3 separate regions of the Homo sapiens genome follow, and all the other regions are linked to region 1. A link is an interaction called in ENCODE POLR2A ChIA-PET data of the cell type or tissue named here. Cell type or tissue: MCF 10A. All regions are shown on one strand. Each heading gives the region's core, and the rest is flanking DNA. Links, peaks and the distances in the headings are about the cores only.

Region 1 (8,311 bases), core at 1,515-6,514:
TTACGTTTGTAGGCAAAAAATGGGGGTTTGATTCCTGGCTCTGCCAGTTGGAGCTTCGGTAACCTTGACAAAGTCACTTCATCTCTATATACCCAGTTCATCTGGAGCAAAGAATGTTGATTGTGTCCTTAGCACACAGCAGAAAGGGCCATGAGCTTAGGCCACAGAGGCCTGGGTTCAAATCTTGGTTTTGCTACCTGATAGCCAGGGGACCCTGGGTAGGTACTGAACCCCTCTGCGCCTCACTTTCCTTCCTTGTGATGTGGTGATGATAACAACACCAAGATTTCCAGGCCACGGTGAGAATTACACATGTATGTATTTATCTAACTATCCACCCACCGTCTGTTTATTTATACTCTGCCTTATTCCCAAAAGGATTTCTCTAGCTATAGGAAGATTCACTGAAACAGCCCGGAAGGGGCATGGCACATGGGTGATGCCCACAGTGTTACATTCCTTTCTCTGCCCATCTCACAGGGTTGTGGTGAGGCTCCAGTGGGATAATGTTTCTGAAAATGTCTCACAAAGTGGGAAATTTCATACACATGCAAGTGGGGAAGAAAGGAAGGGTCTGGGGAAGCTGAGGCAGGAAAGCGTGTCCAGCAGCTCACAGAAAAAAGAGTTTGGGCTGCTGAAGCTCTGAGGTCTTCCACCTACCAGCTGGGGGCCCCTGTGCTGTGGCATCTGGAATAAAGCAGATGTGGGAGAAGCTGCGTCTACAGGATCCTGTAGTGTCAGAACTAGAAGGAACCTGAGAGTGTATTTGGTGCAACCCCCCACCATTATACAAATGTGGGAACTGTGGTTCAGAGAGGGAAACAGCCTTGCCTCACATCACCCAGGGCACCAGAGGCAGAGCTGGGCCAAGACCCCCCATTTCCTGATGCCAGGCGCAGGGTGCCATTTCCACTGCCCCATGCACCTGGGAGCCCAAGGCACCTCCCTCACTCTGGCCTGGGGCACCTGGAAGCAGGTCTGCAGGAACTTCACTTCCCAGGAGGAATTCTGGGAGCTTACAGCAGAAAGGCTCAGTCCGCTCACCTGTAAGTGTGCCTGGGGCCCTACCCTGTTGACATGCCCAGGGGCTCCTGAGTAGTGACGTTAGCCAATGAATAGAACCCGCAGCCAAGACCAAACACAGGGCCTTATTGTTAGGGACACTGATTACTGCACTGGGTTGGGCATTTATTTATTATCACCTCTTTCTTTTCATTAACAGAAAGCAAACATTCCCCACCCCAGTAGCTAGAAGGCGACTTACCTGCACAAGAAGACAGGTGATGTCTCTCAAGGCTGGGTTAGAAGCAGATCCGACCTACTTACACAGTCCTTCCATCAGATCCAACGCAGGCGAGGGGAGGAGAGATTCAAGTCACACCTAGCGAGAGCACCCTCAGGATGCAGAGGCTGTTACTAAACAATGTCGAAAGCTGTGGTGTGGGGTCAGGAGCCAGACAGATCTGGCCCTGCTCCGCGCTTTGCTTCCTCCCTGAGCCTCGGTGTCTTCACCTGTAAGATTTTAGAGGTTAAAAGGATTAAATAATATATATGTGTCAGCAGCTAGCATGGTATCTGGTACAGGGCACTCAGTAAACAGCTGTATCTCAGGGCACAGCGAACCTTGTTTCTGCAGATGAAACTGTTGGGTAACAGACACTCCATAAAGGTTGATCCTCTGAGGCTGAGTGTCCTCTTCTAGGAGTCTTAAAGACAGAAAATGATAGGAGAGGGTAATAGCCCACATGTCATCTCACGCTGGGCAAGGGGAGAAACGTGGTAGCCTTTTCAAGACACTCCATTCTCCTAGTTCAGCTTTCCTGTCAACGTTTCCGTCTCTCTCAGAGCTCGCAGCCCCACCGATTCCATCAGTGAGTGATCTGCAGTCTCTCTCATTCTTCCATTAGGACAAATCATTCAGATCCTTCTTTCTCCCCACTAGAAGCACCTTTCATTTGGGAGGTCCAGGTATTCTTCTTGCTCCCACTTCATAAGCTTCAACTCCTTTGAGATTGTGTGTGTGTGTGTGTGTGTGTGTGTGTGTGTGTGTGTGTGTGTGTTTCCGCCCCCCACAGCCAAGGTAGAAGTTAATTGAGACCTTCAAATAAAGCTTCCAGAAGACCTGATTCAGAGACAGCATTACCTAACGAGGATGGCTGAGCAGTGCTGAGTCTGAAGTTGAGACAAGGTCTGGATCTCCAGGGGACAGAGCAACAGAAATACTCCTTACTTCCCTGGCTTCCTCCCACAGGGGCCCTCCGCTTCCTGTAGTGCCAGGTAGGAGCTAGAGAGGCCCAGGGCCCCTAGGCGGAGGCCATCGCCCACAGCCTCACCCTGGCTGTCTGTGGCTTGGGGCAGGGGCCTCTAATTTTCCAGATTATTTGTTACCTCCAGCAAAATGCTTAACAACAGCGCTAGGGATGGGCATCTGAGCACATGAACGATTAGGTTTGACCTAAACAGATTGTGAAAGCTGGAAAAGACCCCGAGGCATCACTGAAAGCATTTCCCCAAAGAGTGAGGAAGTTTTGCAAGGTGATAGAAGATGGTAGTGGATAAAAGCACTGTATTTTCAAATAAGTTTGGAAAATATTGGGGTTAAGTGGATTTCTTTACTTAGGACTTCTCAGAGCCTTTAATGTACCAGTGCAAATTGGGACTCTCCAGGATGCATTTCTCAAAAGCATCCCATGAAACGGTGATTCGGCCACTCTCTGGTGTTACGGCGAGGAAACAGGCACAAAGTCCTAGGGACAGGGCCACCAGGGAGACCGGAGTCTCTGCATTTTCCCTGGTATCAAAACTAAGCCCATTCATCCTTTTTCTCATTTTGTTTTTGCCTTGTAATCAGGGGCAGAGGTGGTGGGATTGGAGGGTTTATTTATTTAGATGTATGTACTCTGAAGACCAGAACTAAGGCCAGTGGGTAAAAGTTCCTGTTGAGCAAAATTTCAGCTCCACCCAAGTAAGAACTTTAAAATAATTAGACCTGTTTGGACATAGATGGAGCCAACTCATGCAGTAGTGAGCCGCCCATCACTAGAGGGGTCTAAGCCACAACCTACCAACCACTGAATGGTATAGCAGGTTGAATGGTGGTCTCCCAAAAAGATAGGTCTGTGTCCAGATCCCGGGAACGTGTGAATGTGAGCTTATTTGGAAAAAGGGTCTTTGCAGATGTAAGGAGGTTAAGAATCTTGAGAGGAGGAGATCATCTTGGATTCTTGGATTATCTGGGCAGACCCACAATTCAACAGGAAGTATCCTTATAAGAGTGGGGTAGAGGGAGATGACGCACACAGAGAAGGCCTCACAAAGACAGAGCAGAGACAGATGCAGGGACAAGCTAAAGAATGCTGACAGCTCCAGAAGCTGGAAGTGATGAGGAATGGATCTCCCTAGGGCCTCCAGAGGGAGCGAGGCCCTGCCGACACCTTGATTTCCGACTTCTGGCCTCCAGAACTGTGAAAGAGGAAGAGTCTGTTATTTTAAACCACCAAGTTTGTGGTCCTCTGTTATAGCAGCCACAGGAAACCAAGAGAGGTAGGGGTGCTGAGGAGGAAGGCGGCGAAGGAGTCTGCACTGAGTGATCCCAGGGCCTCTTCTGACCCCCTGCCCACTGGTCGTCACCCCCCATGATACCTTTGATTCGGTGATGGGATAACTGTGGTAGGATTCCGCGTCTGTCCCGGGAAGGGGGAAAGCAAATGGACTCAGCTTCAAGGCAGAACTTGAGCTGCTGCTTCCGCAGCTCTGCCAGAGCCACCAGCAAAGGTGCCTACTTTGGCCTCTTTAGAAGATAGTCCCTTAAAGTCAAAGAACCTACAACCAGCTTCTAGCCCCCAGGGTGTCATACCATCTCCACTAAGTGGTCAATGGGCTGCCAGGCAGGTGCCAGTCAAGACTGGCTGAGAAGCTACGAGTTGGGCTATGAGACCAGCTTCAGTCAGTGTCAGTCAGCACAGGGAGGCTGAGCAGCTCAGGCACCGGCTGCAGCTACAGAGGCCTTGCTGGGTCTGTTTTGTGTCCTGGGGTCTCCTGCCTCAGGGACAGAAATCAGCCCAGTGACCCTCCCCCTGCCATAGGCACACACAAGGGAGGAAAGCTGGCACCCATCCTCCACCCCATGTGCAGCCTGTTCCCTTCCTCTGCTACACGCGTGCACTCTTACACGCACTCAGGAGCTCTGTTGCAACAGCCTCTGTGCCCGGAGACAAGCGATAACACGCCCTCCTGCCCGTCTCTTCTTGCCTTTAGTGCCTGGCAAATTAAGACCAAACCCAAGTTGCAGGGCAAAAGAGGATCAATTACCAGGTAAAGGAGGAGGCTGCGGTTTGAATGTCTCAGCAGCATTTTGGGGAGACCTGGGGACAGGATAGAGAGGGGCTGAGGCCAGTGCTCCCTTCAACACTGCCAGTTGTCCAGATGCCTGCAACCATTGGTAAAAGCAAGTCTCAGTTGCTTTGTCCCTAAAGCCAGGAGCCCAGCTGGTTGTGTCAATCAGGGCTGGCCACTCCCTTCAGGGCTGGCCACTCCCTTCCTCTTTGGGGAGCAGAATGAGCTTTGCCCACCTGGTAGAGCGGTGCTGGGTGTCCTGGGCAGGAGTCCCAGCCCTGGCACACCTGTGTGTGCAGTCTGACTGGCTTACCTAGAGCCCAGCAGCCCTCAGTGTCCTCCCTCCTTCCCTCCCTCTCAGGGTGGGGAGGGTTCCCACCTGCCCAGCTTCAGTCCGGGCAGACCCATGCTTCCCCCCACACCCTCAGAGACCCAGGCATCCACCTTCAGAGGTGGCCTCTCTTTACCTGTTGGTTCCCCCTTTCCAAATTAACCCCAAACCCCAACACCACTCCCCAAACCTGAGTCTGGGGGGAAGGGAACGTGGCATTCTCCCCTTTCTAGGTCAGAAATGTTTTGTAACCAAGCCCTCGGGCTCTGCAAATGTTTGCTTGCAGGTTGCTTTGCTCAGCTGGGGCAGGGCTGGGCTGAAGCCCCCATGTCCTCAACTGCCTTCTTCCCCTCCCTTCACCACCCTAATTTCAGGCTCAACTGTGCGCGTTTAGGGCTTCATTAAACTCTTGTCTTGCTTTCAGAAGAGACACTTTCTGCCCCAGGGAGTTGCTACCATGCTTTGTGGAGAGGGCAGGTCCGAGCAGGCTCCAGGTGAGGGCCTGTTGGGAGGGAGAAGGAACATCCTTGCTGGAAGCTGCCTAGAGGTGGCCAAGGGGAAGCTAGCGGGGCGGGAGGCTCAGAGGGTGCCCACCTTGGTGAGGGTCCCCCCGGCACAGAGGGTCTCCCTATCTCCACCACCACCGCTGCGTGCCTCGTTCAATGATCGCAGGTCGCGGTGTCCAGGTCACCCTGTTCCCAGTGCCTGCCCCGCCCTGCCCCACCCTGCCCAGCCAGCGAGCAGGAGCCTCCCGCACCTCCCAACTACTGCTGGCCGCACCCTGCCCTCACCGTCAGGAGGGCCAGGCCTCCCACCCCAAGGGACCTCGCCCACTCTGCCCTCACCTCGCACGTGGGGCCAGGCCCCCCCATTCCAAGAGACCTTGCCCACCCTCCTGGGGCCCTCGAGAGGAGGAAAAGGATCCAGAAAGTGGGCTCTGTGATCCAGACCCTCAACGCAGGCACGTGGTGACCACACTCCCAACCACTAGGACGGACCTGCCTTGTACTGGTCCCAGGAAGGACTCCATGGGGTGAAACTTTCTAGAGAAGCATGTCTCAAAGGGCCTGCTGGCTTCGAGGCCTGGGTTTGCCCCTTACTACCTGTGTGTCCTCCAGCAGATTACTGCATCTTTCTGAGCCTCAGTCTCCCCGTCCGTAAATTGAGGGTACTATACCTGTTCCCTGAGGTGTCCAGGGGAATGGAAAGACATAACGTAGGAGAGAAAGCCTGTTGCTCACTTAGGTAAAAGGCTACACAGACATGAGATATTACTTCTATCAAGGCTGGGCAGGCTGTGAGGAAAACTGTAATAGAGCTTTTAGCATTGTCCCCAAAAGAAAATGCTACGTGCACCGCCCCCATTTCATTCTGTAAGTGCTGTGTTCCCTGCATGCTCTCTCCCTGGCCAAGAAAAGCTCATCTTGCCACCCCCTGCATATCTTTCCTTGGGCTTCACAAGCCCCCTCAGGATTACTTCATGGGTATTCTCCATTGCTGTTTTTACCAACAGGGAAACTGAGGCAAGGAGCAGGAAGGCCCTTGTGCAGATCACACAGTATGTCTGTGAGATGGCCAGGAGCCCGAGCCGGGGCTCCCGACACCCTGCTGGATCTTCAAGGTCCTGCCACTGTCTCTGGGATGAATCTGCTTTCTAACATTCTTTAAGCTTATGCAGGGGCAATCATGAAAAACAGACAGTGTTCTGAAGAGTGTGGCTCTAAGTTAAGGGACTTGGGACTGTCAGAGCTGGCAGGGACCTCAGAGGTCTCCTAGGTTAACCCCTTGGAGCACTGGGCCTGGCAGAAGGGGAGTAGCTGTCCCATCACACGGCTCTGGTCTCAGAGCCTCTCTGCCCCAAACAGAGATGGGCTCACCCCTCTGTCCCAGGAAGCATGGTCCTCCCCCAGAGAAGCTCAGAGGCAGGACATGTCCCCAGGTGATCCCCGGTCAGTCCAGGTGACCCTGCTGTCTCCATTCTTCTGTGGGATGACACTGAGCCCAGGACCCCAGGCTTTCCATCTTCCGCTGGGAGGCCCCAGAGCTGCAGTCTCCACACACTTCAAAGGCCTTCTGGACATGATCTCATTCAGCCTCACCTGCTCGCTTGGGGTTGGGAGGGGGCGGGGAGAGGTCATTGAAGAACAGTGACTTGTCACAGCCACACCCTTGAGCAAGTCAGTGTTCCTCTGTGTACCTCAGTTTCCCCATCTCTAAAATGATGGTTAATAGGACCTAGTGCTAACAGTACCTAGATGGCCTGCAGTTGTATTAGGGCCAATGAAGGCAACAGCAAGTTGCCTCATGGGAACACTATGCCCTTCCTCACAGGTAGGAGGAGGCCACAACACAAAAGTTCCTTTTATGGGATCTGGTGTATGTTGGAGGTTGAAGGTCATTAGCCCTACTAGCCATAGAGGCCTGGGGGTGGGGATGCCAGGCTGCCAACCCCATCAAGGGCTCAGTGGACAAATGAGTCCGTAGTCTATCTTTTTTGGAGGAGGCCCACTTACTTCCTGAAGACATTCAGGAACAACCCTATAAATGCTACTTCTCTTCCCAAATCGCCAGGCCAGGCCAGCAAAGCCCATGCTTATGGGCCTCCTCCTGTTTTCCCAAGTCTCCCCTCTGCAGCCACTCCAAGGGCCCTGGTGGGCTGGGAGGCTCTACTGCTGCCCTGCTGGGCTCCTGCCCCCTGCCGGGCTGGGTGGAAGCCCCCATTGTCTGAGTTCTTCCCAAGTGGCAGGGGGCTGTGAGTTCCAACCTTCATAGGATTTCTAACTTACTGTGTGGCCTCAAGCCAGTCTCCTGGCTTCTCTCAGTTTCCCCACCAGTAAAATAGGGCTAATGACCATCAGCCTCCTGCGCTGGGGTGTTGTGAGAATAATTAAGGTTTGTGAAGGGCTTTGAGATCCGTGGATGAAAGGCCCTGGAGAAGGAGAGTGTTATTATCCATTATTAGTACTGTTATTTTCCACGCAAGGATCTCAAAGCCTTTCAAAGACAGTAATTAGTACCTTGCAGGGGTGTTTTGAGGGTGATTAGTTCCATTTCATATATGGGAAAACTAAGGCACAGAAAGAAATCAAAACAGGGCAGAAGGGTAGGTGCTCACCTAGTATACCTAGAATTTGATGCTGCCCAGGCTTGGGTGCCCCCGACCCCCAGGGTCCACTTAGGGCACCTTCCTTTGGACCAGTCAGAGTCCACAAGGGGCCAGTGAGAGGCTCAGAGCAGGCACCTCATGACCTGCTTTCCTGATTCTTCCCTCCGCCTCGTGCTGCACCAGGAAGTGTGCACCGGGCAGCCCATCTTCAGTCTGGTTGGGCAGCAGAAGCTGGCATTGAAGGCACTGGAAAGAGGGCAGCTGCAGGAGATGGAAGCATAGGGCATGAAAGGGCAGAGACAGTCAAGACCCCGGGCAACCCCTTTGCTCCGGGGCTTTGAGAACAGACTCCCTCTTTTTCTCTGCACTCCCCAAACTCCTCTGGTCACCTTGTATGTGGGATCACGTCGAGCCTTGGGTGAACCAAGGGCAGCCCAGCCTTTCAAGCTATCTTTACGGGAGCAGCTAAGAGAAGTAGAAACAGGAGGTTACAAGACTGATGAGGTGGGGTGTGTGCCAGGCTGCCCACCACATTGAGG
Region 2 (5,000 bases), core at 1-5,000, 150 kb after region 1:
TGGATGCAGGTGGTCCTCACACCACAGTTTGAAAAAATACTGCTCTAGACCTCATGCAATGATGCACGGCCAGGGCTGGAATGGGAAGGGGTGTGGTCAATGCAAATGTGCCTCCCATCCCCGTGGCATGGGATCACTGACTACTTGAAAGGCACTGTGGACAACAGGAAGGTAAGGAAAACACAGGTCTGCTCTTAAGGCCTAGTATGGGAGATAAGACATTTATTGAAACTACCAGAAAAAAGGTGGTTTCTGCCAGATGTACACATGGGTAAAATGAGTGTGGTTATATTCAGGTAAACAGAAGGCAAGGCAAGGAAGCAGTCAAATCAAAACTGAGGCTGGAAGTAACGAGGACACAGACACTACTTAACAAGGCAGGGCAATGGATCCGAGGCCAGGTTCTCAATGTGGACAGCAGACCATGCGTCCTGCACCACACCGAGCAGCTTTTTGCCCATTGAGAAAGGCATATTTCATATTTCAGGCTGCCCAGGGTGCCTACTGGTGAGGGGTATCTACCTAGAGAGGAAGCAAGAACAGGGATAGATCCTGATGCGATGCCAATGGTGAACTGCAAAGGAAAGAAAACGTGAGGTTAAAAAAATAAAAAGTTCTGTTTAGTTGTAAAGTGAGAGATGTTCTGGAGATTAAAAAAAAAAATCTGGGCTTTGAGATTGAATCTCAGCCAGGTTCACTGCTGAAATTTCTCCTTTAAACTAACAAATTCTAAATGTTATCTGTCTGGCTCAGGCCTTTCTTGAACTCAGAACTTGTAACTCAACCTGCTCACAAGCAACCCTGCCCCCAAAACCTACTCCCATATCCACCTCATCTCAGAAAATGGCAGCTTCTATCTCTTGGTTCCCAGACCAAAAACCTCTGTCATTGCTGACTCCTTTCTCTCACACCCCATAGTCAATTGGCCTGGTTGGCCTAAGAGGCGCCCACTGAGAGCAGGGCTCAGAACCTACTGAACTTCTCACTGGGGCTAAAACCTCCCTGGATAAGCTGGGGCAATTTCACCTCAGGGCACTGGCCCAGTTCTCCTGCTGTTCTCTCTGCCTGGAACTCTTCCCAGCCATTTGCGGGGCGGGCTTCTTCACCTGCTTCAGGTCTTACTCAAATGTCAGCTTCTGAGTGAGGCTTCCTGAACCATCTATTTAAGATAAGCCCCTTCCATCTCTGGTACTTGGTCTTCTGTGTTGTCGTTTTCTCCGTGGCATAAGACATTCTACACGTATTCACTCATCATCTCCCCCCATGACTCCTCACTAGAATATAATCTCCTCCAGAATGAGGATCTGCCTCTGTTTTGTTCACTTTTATAACCTCATTATTCTTAGCAAGAATAATGCCAAGCATATTAGACACTTAAAAAATATTTGTAGTATTAAAGTCCAATGAATATAAAAAAGAGATGGAAGTCAAATTTCTAAATGAACATTAAAAGCCAATAAATGTATATATCTTTATGGAAATAGTCATTATGGAAAAGAAGAGTTTAACGGTCTTGGAAAGGGATTGGCAAACTTTTTCAGTAAAAGGCCAGGTAGTAAATATTGTCATCTTTGCATCCATAATGCCTGTATTGCAGCTACTTAGCTCTCCTGCTGAAGTGCAAAGGCAGCCGCAGATAATATGTAAATGAATGAGCACGGCTGTGTTCCAACAACATTTTGTTTATGGATACTAAAATTCAAGTTTCATGTAATTTTTACGAGTCATGAAACATTATTATTTAAATATTTTTCTAACCATTTAAAAAATGTAAAAGTCATTCTTAGCTGTGGGCTGGATTTGGCCAGGAGGTTTTAGTTTGCTGACTCTTGATCTAGGATTATAGAAATATTTGACAGTTCTACAGATGCTGAAAGTACGAAAAGTATCCAGGAAGAAATATAGGCAAACCCCACCCCCCTAGAATAGGTTATTAGCAAAAATGAAAAGAGGCCCTTTGGTCAAACTTCTTAGAAGCTATATTCCATCAGCAGGTAAACCACAGGAATTAGCTTTTTTCAGGCAAGGGTGAGGTGAGCATTAGGCAACTCGTGGACTGTGGGAGTTCTCACAACCATACTAGATTGTAACTGTGCAAGAGGGAGCTATTTATATGATTTTGAACGAAGCTTGAGGCATATTCTGGTGCTTTTTAACTTCTATGTTAGGTGAAAAAGCTGCCTACAAAAGCCTTCCTCCCACCCAAAATACTAGCTGTTAGTTGGTGACTGATCCTCAGAAATATTAACATGAATCATATATGCTCTTTTCACAGTGCAAAAAGAGATAATTTTAACACTCAGAAAATGTCATAAACCACACAATAGAGAAGCTATCCAGCCTTCAAATTGTAAATAAATAAAATCCTGTTCCTGCATGGAAGCCTCTTCCTCCTTTCGATTCTGATGCTTCCTCCTCTGGATTCTGATGCCTGCAGGGCTGGCTGGTGTTAACCGTGTTCAGTCTGATGCTGAAGGCAGCCTTTGCTCTCCATCCTTCCTCCCTGGCGCCCACCCTTGTTAGCCCGACTGTCTTTGGGAACCCATAGCACTCAGCCTTGCCCTTTCTCTAGCTGCTGCTCTTCTCACCTACAGACAGCTTGTGGCTGCCCTGTCTCTACTGCGATCAGCCCGGGTTGGCCTAAGCAGCACCAGCTGAGAGCAGGGCTCAGCCTTTATCCAGGCTTCAGGAAAGAACCCCTGAGTTAATTTTCTTCTTCCTACTTGGAGAAACAGGTATTTTTGTCTTTGATCCCTAAGCTCTGTTTTCTTTCTCTTGTTACTAAACAGTTCACTCCCTATCCACTCTCCTTTTTTTGCAACTTCATCATTTTTCCACATTGCACCGTTTGGCACAGGAGAAGGAAAGAACCACATCAAATAAAGGAATGCAACCACAAAAGCTGCCTTGAGAAACAGGGCCCCAGATTTTTTTTTTTTTTTTTTTTTTTGTCAATTTACCGTTTTTGGACTTGTTCTCCCATAATCAAATCCTCCCTATCGTGCTAACAATGTGGTGGTGTGTCAAAACATTGGAATTCTGCTTCAATCAGCAACCCAGAGCTTAATAGGAAAATGAAGCAACAAAATGTTGCTCTTACTGTTAACCTTAGGCTAGGCCTGTCCTTAGGATGGGGACTGTTTGCTTCTTTATGGTAAATGGGCCAAACGTTCAGTTTTGTGAGAGCTTGCATTGTCAGCAGAGGCCCACAGCAGTGTCTTGAGCACCATTCAGGCACGCTTCTAAAGCTCAAGTACCGCAAACTGAAGTACGAAGCATCCCACAATTTAGTAAGCCAGAGAAGAGTTAAGACTAAATTTGTTTGCAAAAATTTTAAAGACACATTCATTTTACTGGCAGCAAGTCAGGGGTCTGGCTCTATGACACTCATGTCTGCAGTTATCACAAAAGGGCTTGCGTGAAATTAAAGTGGTTGTTTTGTTTCTTGTTTTTAAATTAAAAATGTGTGCAATATGTAAACCATTTAGGGACAACAATAAGGTGCCACAATTCCAAACCAAAACATTTGCAAGTCACCACTCTATGTCCTCAGGGAGTATGTGATATAGTTAATGTTTCTAATATTCATCATCAATGAAAACATCAGTTACAGGTAGAGAATTTCTGATTTAGCAATTTTTTAATCTTTTGTGATTAACTGGGTAAATTAAACTGTTTGAAGGTAAGTATTTTTGTTGTTTTGGTTTGGTTCACATGGAGTCATGTGCCACTTTGGTTAATGTGGGAAATAGCCTCTTCTTCAACATCATCTGTTGCATATACAAGCAGTGAGTAGAAGTGTATCTGTCCCTGAACACCAAAGTAGTGTGACCTCCCTTCAGAGATTTCTCTTGGGGAGAGAGGAAGGGGTGGGAGGAGACATACCTTTTCTCCCACCCTTGTTCTAGCATAGCATATTGGAATCTCAGGGTGGAGAAATGTGTTATTTGAAAAGAAGGAAAAAAGCTCATAGCTGGTTCTGATATGGACTAAAAGGACAGACTACCTGACTGCCCCACCCCTGAGAAATGCTGTTTCAACCATACAGAAGGAATCTTCTATCCTCAGAAGTTAAAGACCTCAGTTAATAGGTAAAGTTGCTGCTCTTCTAATTTTGGCAACATTCAGCCTGGCCCCAGTTCTACCTTGAAGAGCCGAGTTATTGGTGTCATTCCAGTTGCCCATTGATCTTCCTGTCCCCTCTGGAGACCTCTACTCTCACTCCCACCACAGCTGCCCAATAAGCAGAGAGTACGATCAAGTCAAGGCGGTGAACAATGAAGGGAAGAAGGGCAGAGCCAGTTTAAGGGGCTGTAGGCAGGTGCTTGCTTGTAAGGACCCTCTCTCCTCCCCATTCTGCTGATGCAGCTCAGGTGCCAAGCCCGGGTGCCTGGCCCTGGTGCCAGCTACTGCCCCAGGAAATGTCCACAAAGGTGAGCATGGGGAGCAGGACACAGACACTGGATGGGGGCACTGTCCCCCTCTGCAGTGTGCTCCCCAAACCAGCTGGAAAGCAGGAGGAACCATTTTCTGGAGCAGACTGGGAAGAGGGAATTGAGGAGGCTATAAGTGTGGTTAGTGTTTTAACAAAAATAAGATATATTCAGTAGATTGCTATCATTTCAAAAACATTTGATCTTACTAAATATCCTGTTTACTTAATAACAGGGAAGTGGGAGTTCAGTTCTGTTAATATCCATCTGTGCAAAACTAGGAATCTATTTCTAAATAACATAATTTATTTACCTGCATCTTTTACTTTTAAAAAATATCCACTAATTTAAATACTATTTTTAGCCAATTCTCTAAAATAGATGATTCAAAACAGCCACAATAGTAACAAGGGCCCACACTTCCCCAGACAGAGTGCGGGGCGGGCCTGCGGGGAAGCAGGGCCAGGGTGCCTCATGGTCCAGGCTGCCTAGAACTCAGGGGAACCTGTACTGAGGCGCCTGATAACTCCAGAAGATGGATGTGTTTGCTTTCTTTAAACCAGTGAC
Region 3 (5,000 bases), core at 1-5,000, 130 kb after region 1:
TGTAATTCTAAGGTATTATAATGAAGACAATATTCCCAGTGAAGATTAATCCAGTAAGTTCTCAAACTAGTGTCAGAAATTACAAAACAGGCTTTCTGGAAGTAAACTCTAAAGATGAAACAGAAGTTTCAATTTGAGTCAAAATAGTGACAGTGGTTGCTGAAGGACTGGAGCTCTCTGAACTGTAAACCGGGCGAAGGGTGTGCTTGTGTGTATAATCAAAAGATGAAAACCACTTTGCCTAGTAGAGCTAACCACTTTCAAGGAAGTCTCAGTATAAAAATTAACCAAAATGTAAAAGTATCTAAAGGACTCAGTAGTTCCCATAATTAAAGCAAAAAGGCATTTAGTAAATTTTCTTTTATCTTTTTCCATATTCTTTTATCATTCGGAACAATATTAGAGAACTGACTGGTTTGATATTTTGTTGATAATTAATTTTCATTCCTGTTGCTTTGATAGTTTTTTTGCTTTTTTTTTTTTTGAGATGGAGTTTCACTCCTCTTGCCCAGGGTGGAGTGCAACGGCACGTTCTCGGCTCACTGCAACCTCCACCTCCCAGGTTCAAGCGATTCTCCTATCTCAGCCTCTCCCAAGAAGCTGAGATTACAGGTGCCACCACACTTGGCTAATTTTTGTATTTTTAGTAGAGACAGGGTTTCACCATGTTTCGGCTGATCTCGAACTCCTGACCTCAGGTGATCTACCCACCTTGGCCTCCCCAAGTGCTGGGATTACGGGCATGAGCCACTGCACCTAGCCTGATAGTTATTAATACTAGAAATGATAAAATTAAACTAAGAATCTTTATGTCTGATATGAGGTAAACATGGTAATTCTAAAATAATATTACACTTTCTATAGATTTGGCTTGAAACAAATTCTAACACATAGCATTGTGGTTCTTAATTTTAATTATTTTACTGATTCCGATTTGCTTTTCAAGTATATTCCTTTATATAAAGATGTGAACTGTATCCAAAAAAGTAAGCAGGTTTTGAGCAACATCACAGTTTTGGTTTTACCGATTTATGTAGTAGCCATCTTGTTTGTTGAGTGCTAAATATTCTACGACGAAACACTGTTTCTATAGCGGGCAGATGAAAGTCTACCTCGCTTAGCTCAGGAACTGAGTGGCTGCTACTACGACAGCTTTGTGTTTTAGTGGTGAGGTGACAGTGCGACATCAATGCAAATAATTTCCTTGGTTATACCAGGAATTGGAGAGCCTGACAAAATCAGAGCTCGGCAGAAGCATTTGTAGCAATAAACAGAAGCTTCTGATTTTTACTTAAAATTTCAAAAGCTGTCCTGATTTCTAATTTATTGGCCTTGATTACAGGCCTATAAGGAAAGAATTATTTAAATGACTACCAGAATTAGTCTGAAGTTGTTGATTTCCTCTGGCTTAAAAAAAAAAAGTCTTACCAGAAACTGTGTTCTCTGAAAAACAAAATAATTGCTTTCCTTTTACTTAATGTCAACTGAAAACCAATGAATGAACAAATGAACAAACAGATAGTTAAAGACAAATACAGAAAGAATAATACTAAGACATCTGTGTGAACATTAGTCATTTAAAATAAAGAAAAACATCAGAGTAAGAACCTTATCATTCATTAGACTGAATAAACACTGCCACCCCAGCCCCAATCCTACAGCTCTGAAATGGAGGAACACAGCAATCAAAGTCTTGCAAAGATACACTGGAAATAATGTGCAGGGCAAAATCCAAAGATAACTTTTTTTCTCTTTTAAAAACATAAGACTGTGGCTGGGCGTGGTGGCTCACGCCTGTAATCCTAGCACTTTGGGAAGCCATGGCGGGTAGATCACGAGGTCAGGAGATCAAGACCATCCTGGCTAACACGGCAAAACCCTGTCTCTACTAAAAACACAAAAAATTAGCCGGGAGTGGTGGCACATGCCTGTAATCCTAGCTACTCAGGAGGCTGAGGCAGGAGAATTGCTTGAACCTGGGAGGCGGAGGTTGCTGTGAGCTGAGATCGTGCCACTGCACTCCAGCCTGGGCGACAGAGCGAGACCCCGTCTCAAAAACAAAACAAACAAACAAACAAAAAAAAAAGAAAAAAATATATATGATTGTTTATAGTAATGACAGAAAAAGCTATATTGTTGTGTTTATATTATAACATATATACATGTAATATATATGACAATTAATAGAACAAATAAGCGGGAGGACAAGGAGCAATGTTGCTATATTTTACCAGAATGAAGGTATTATTAATCTTAAGGCAATTATGTTAAAGATGCATATTGTAATCTCTAGAATAAACCGCTAAGAAAGTAATTCAATATTAGATAGCTAAAAAAAAAAAAAAAAAAAAAGTTCAACAAATGCCCTTCCCCTTACTCACTGTGCTCCAGCCACGCCTGCTTCAGCAGAGCTCTTTGCTGCCTCAGGGCTCAGGGCTTTTGCACAGGGACTGCCTTCCCTGGAATTGCCTTCCTTGGCTGTCTGAATCACTGCTAAGGTCTCAGCGGAAATGTCACCCTCTATAGGAGGTCTTCCCTATAGAAGCATAGGGAAGACCTCACAGCATCTCCTCACAGCATCTTCCTCATCTTCCTCACAGCATCTCCTTCTTATTCTCTATTCATAGCCTTTTACTTTGTTCCATCACGCTATTTGTCACCTTTTGAATGTATATATTTGTTAAGTTTATGTCTTTATTGTCTGTTTTTCTCATTAGACTTCATTAAGAAAGACAAGAAGCTGGGTGTGGTGGCTCATGCCTGTAATCCCAACACTTTGGGAGGCTGAGGCAGGTGGATCCCTTGAGCCCGAGGTGTTTTGAGACCAGCCTGGGAAACAGCAAAACCTCGTCCCTACATAAAATTAGCTGGGCGTCATGGCGCTTATGTATAGTTCCAGCTACTTGGGAGGCTAAGGTGGGAGGATCACCTGAGCCCAGGAAGTTGAGGCTACAGTGAGCCATGATTGCACCACTGCACTCCAGTCTGGAGAGAGAGAAAGAAGACCTCCCCCAGACCAAGACATATAACATATGAGCCTCTCTCATATAACTGTGTCTTGCATAAAGTAGACAAGTCATAAAATATTTGTTTTAAAAATGCATACCATTGTACTTCACCTTGACCTAATCTTTTTTCTCATCAACTAGACAAGAAGTTGGCAAACTTCTGTGAAGGGTCAAATATTTTAGGTCTTGCAAACCATATACTGTCTCTGCTGCATATTCTTCTGCTTCTTTCTGTTTTCTAAGAATCCTTTTAAAATATAAAAGCTACCCTTAGGGCAGGGTGCAGTGGCTCACACCTATAATCCCAGCACTTTGGGAGGCCTAGGCGGGTAGATTGCTTGAGGCCAGGAGTTCAAGATCAGCCTGGGTAACGTGGTGAAACCCGGTCTCTACTAAAAATACAAAAATTAGCCGGGCATGGTGGCACATGCCTGTAGTCCCAGCTACTCGGGAGGCTGAGGCAGAAGAAACGCTTGAACTCAAGGTGGCGGAGGCTGCAGTGAGCCAAGATCACACTACCGCATTCCAGCCTGGGCAACAGAGTGAGACGCTGTTTCCAAAAAAAAAAAAAAAAACAAGCAAACAAACAAACAAAAAGCTATACTTAGCTCAAGGGCCCTATAAAAACAGGCTGACACGGGATTTGGCCCACAGGCTGTAGTTTTCTAATTTCTGTGCTATGTTACTGTAAGTATCTTAAGGTCAACTCTGAGTTATATACTTATATCCCCTAATACCTCGCATAGTACTGAGCATGCAGTAGGTTCTTAGTAAACTCAGAACTCAGTTAAGTTGGAGGTAGAGGAAAACAAGAGAAAAAAGTGGTCAGATTTGGTCTAACAGGAATTTTACCAGGGAGAAAAGGCCTACAGTCCAGGCTGAATGACTCAAAGGGTCATTTACCAAAGATTTATAGGTAATGGAAAAAGACAGCTTGTCATACAGTCACAAATCTCAATACTCAATTGTCTCCCCTTCTAAGCAGCAACTCTGCTCCTGTAGACAGCTGCCTCCTTGTGTGTCTACTTACAGTGCAGTTGACTGGGACCCACAAAAAAAGCATGTAGCTTTTCCCCAGAGGATTTTTTTTGTTCTGTTACTTCGCCTTGCTATCTGGTTCTCTTGCCACGCTGCATTCTGAAAAGCTACTAGTGGACCAGGCGCGGTGGCTCACGCCTGTAATCCCAGCACTTTGGGAAGCTGAGGCAGGTGGATCACCTGAGGTCGGGAGTTTGAGACCAGCCTGACCAACACGGAGAAACTCCGTTTCTACTAAAATTACAAAATTAGCCAGGCATGGTGGCGCATGCCTGTAATCCCAGCTACTCGAGAGGCTGAGGCAGGAGAATTGCTTGAACCTGGGAGGCAGAGGTTGCAGTGAGCCGAGATCCCGTCATTCCACTCCAACCTGGGCAACAAGAGCAAAACTCCGTCTCAAAAAAAAAAAAAAAAAAAGAAAAAGAAAATAAACAAAAGCTACTAGCTTAAAGGTAACATCTACCTCCAGAGGTAAGCATAATTTGGCAAATATGGAATTGCCTATACAACTGCTATGAATAATTCTTAGATGATGGCCAGGAAAGTTTCCTAAAAATAGTTTCTGGATGGGAGCAAGTTTCTGATCCTGCTACAGTTCCAAGATTTGAGACATGCTGAAAATGAATGATGTAAGGAAGGAATAAGTGGATGGAAATGCTCCATGGCCACAATCATGGCCACAGTCCCCACTCCTGGAACTGCCAGAATGCCAGGATGTTGCAGTACCTCCTGAGAGATCCCAGAATCTGTGCAATGCTTTTCCTTAAGGCAATCTGCTTTTTCAAAGTCTGGCAAAGTCTGAGGTCAGAGCTGTCTGTCTCAAGAAGAGTGCCTCTTTCCTCTAGCATCCAAAATGCACATAATTATTGCCAGGAGCTATCCTATCAATAGCAATTATCCTGGGCCCGAGGAGAATAGGGAGGAAGGGGAGAACAGAGATGCTATTTCATGTCC

What was found. Peaks named below come from ENCODE experiments on the same cell type or tissue, not always from the same donor. Only the 100,000 strongest peaks of a DNase experiment are listed, where the experiment ranks them.
Region 2: POLR2A ChIA-PET joins it to region 1 with 33 read pairs; 3 of 35 experiments call an interaction of 5 or more read pairs at or near these places.
Region 3: POLR2A ChIA-PET joins it to region 1 with 14 read pairs; 6 of 35 experiments call an interaction of 5 or more read pairs at or near these places.

The regions. Positions count from the first base shown.
Region 1 is chr2:28,374,390-28,382,700 of GRCh38, reverse strand. It overlaps LOC105374383 (a long non-coding RNA gene), which reads right to left and starts at 5,346. Exons shown (of 3, transcript XR_939876.3): 1 at 5,261-5,346; 2 at 1,265-1,512. RefSeq lists enhancers at 1,789-2,289, 2,290-2,790. In MCF 10A, for the core only: no CTCF peak of the experiment used is centred there; DNase peaks (open chromatin) are centred at 4,230, 4,550 and 5,130.
Region 2 is chr2:28,222,802-28,227,801 of GRCh38, reverse strand. The region is part of intron 7 of BABAM2 (BRISC and BRCA1 A complex member 2); the gene reads right to left. Among named protein-coding and RNA genes, the nearest start is that of BABAM2-AS2, 85 kb to the left of the region's middle. In MCF 10A, for the core only: no CTCF peak of the experiment used is centred there; a DNase peak (open chromatin) is centred at 3,011.
Region 3 is chr2:28,247,671-28,252,670 of GRCh38, reverse strand. All of the region lies in intron 10 of BABAM2 (BRISC and BRCA1 A complex member 2), which reads right to left. Among named protein-coding and RNA genes, the nearest start is that of BABAM2-AS2, 60 kb to the left of the region's middle. RefSeq lists an enhancer at 2,371-2,871. In MCF 10A, for the core only: no CTCF peak of the experiment used is centred there; a DNase peak (open chromatin) is centred at 2,430.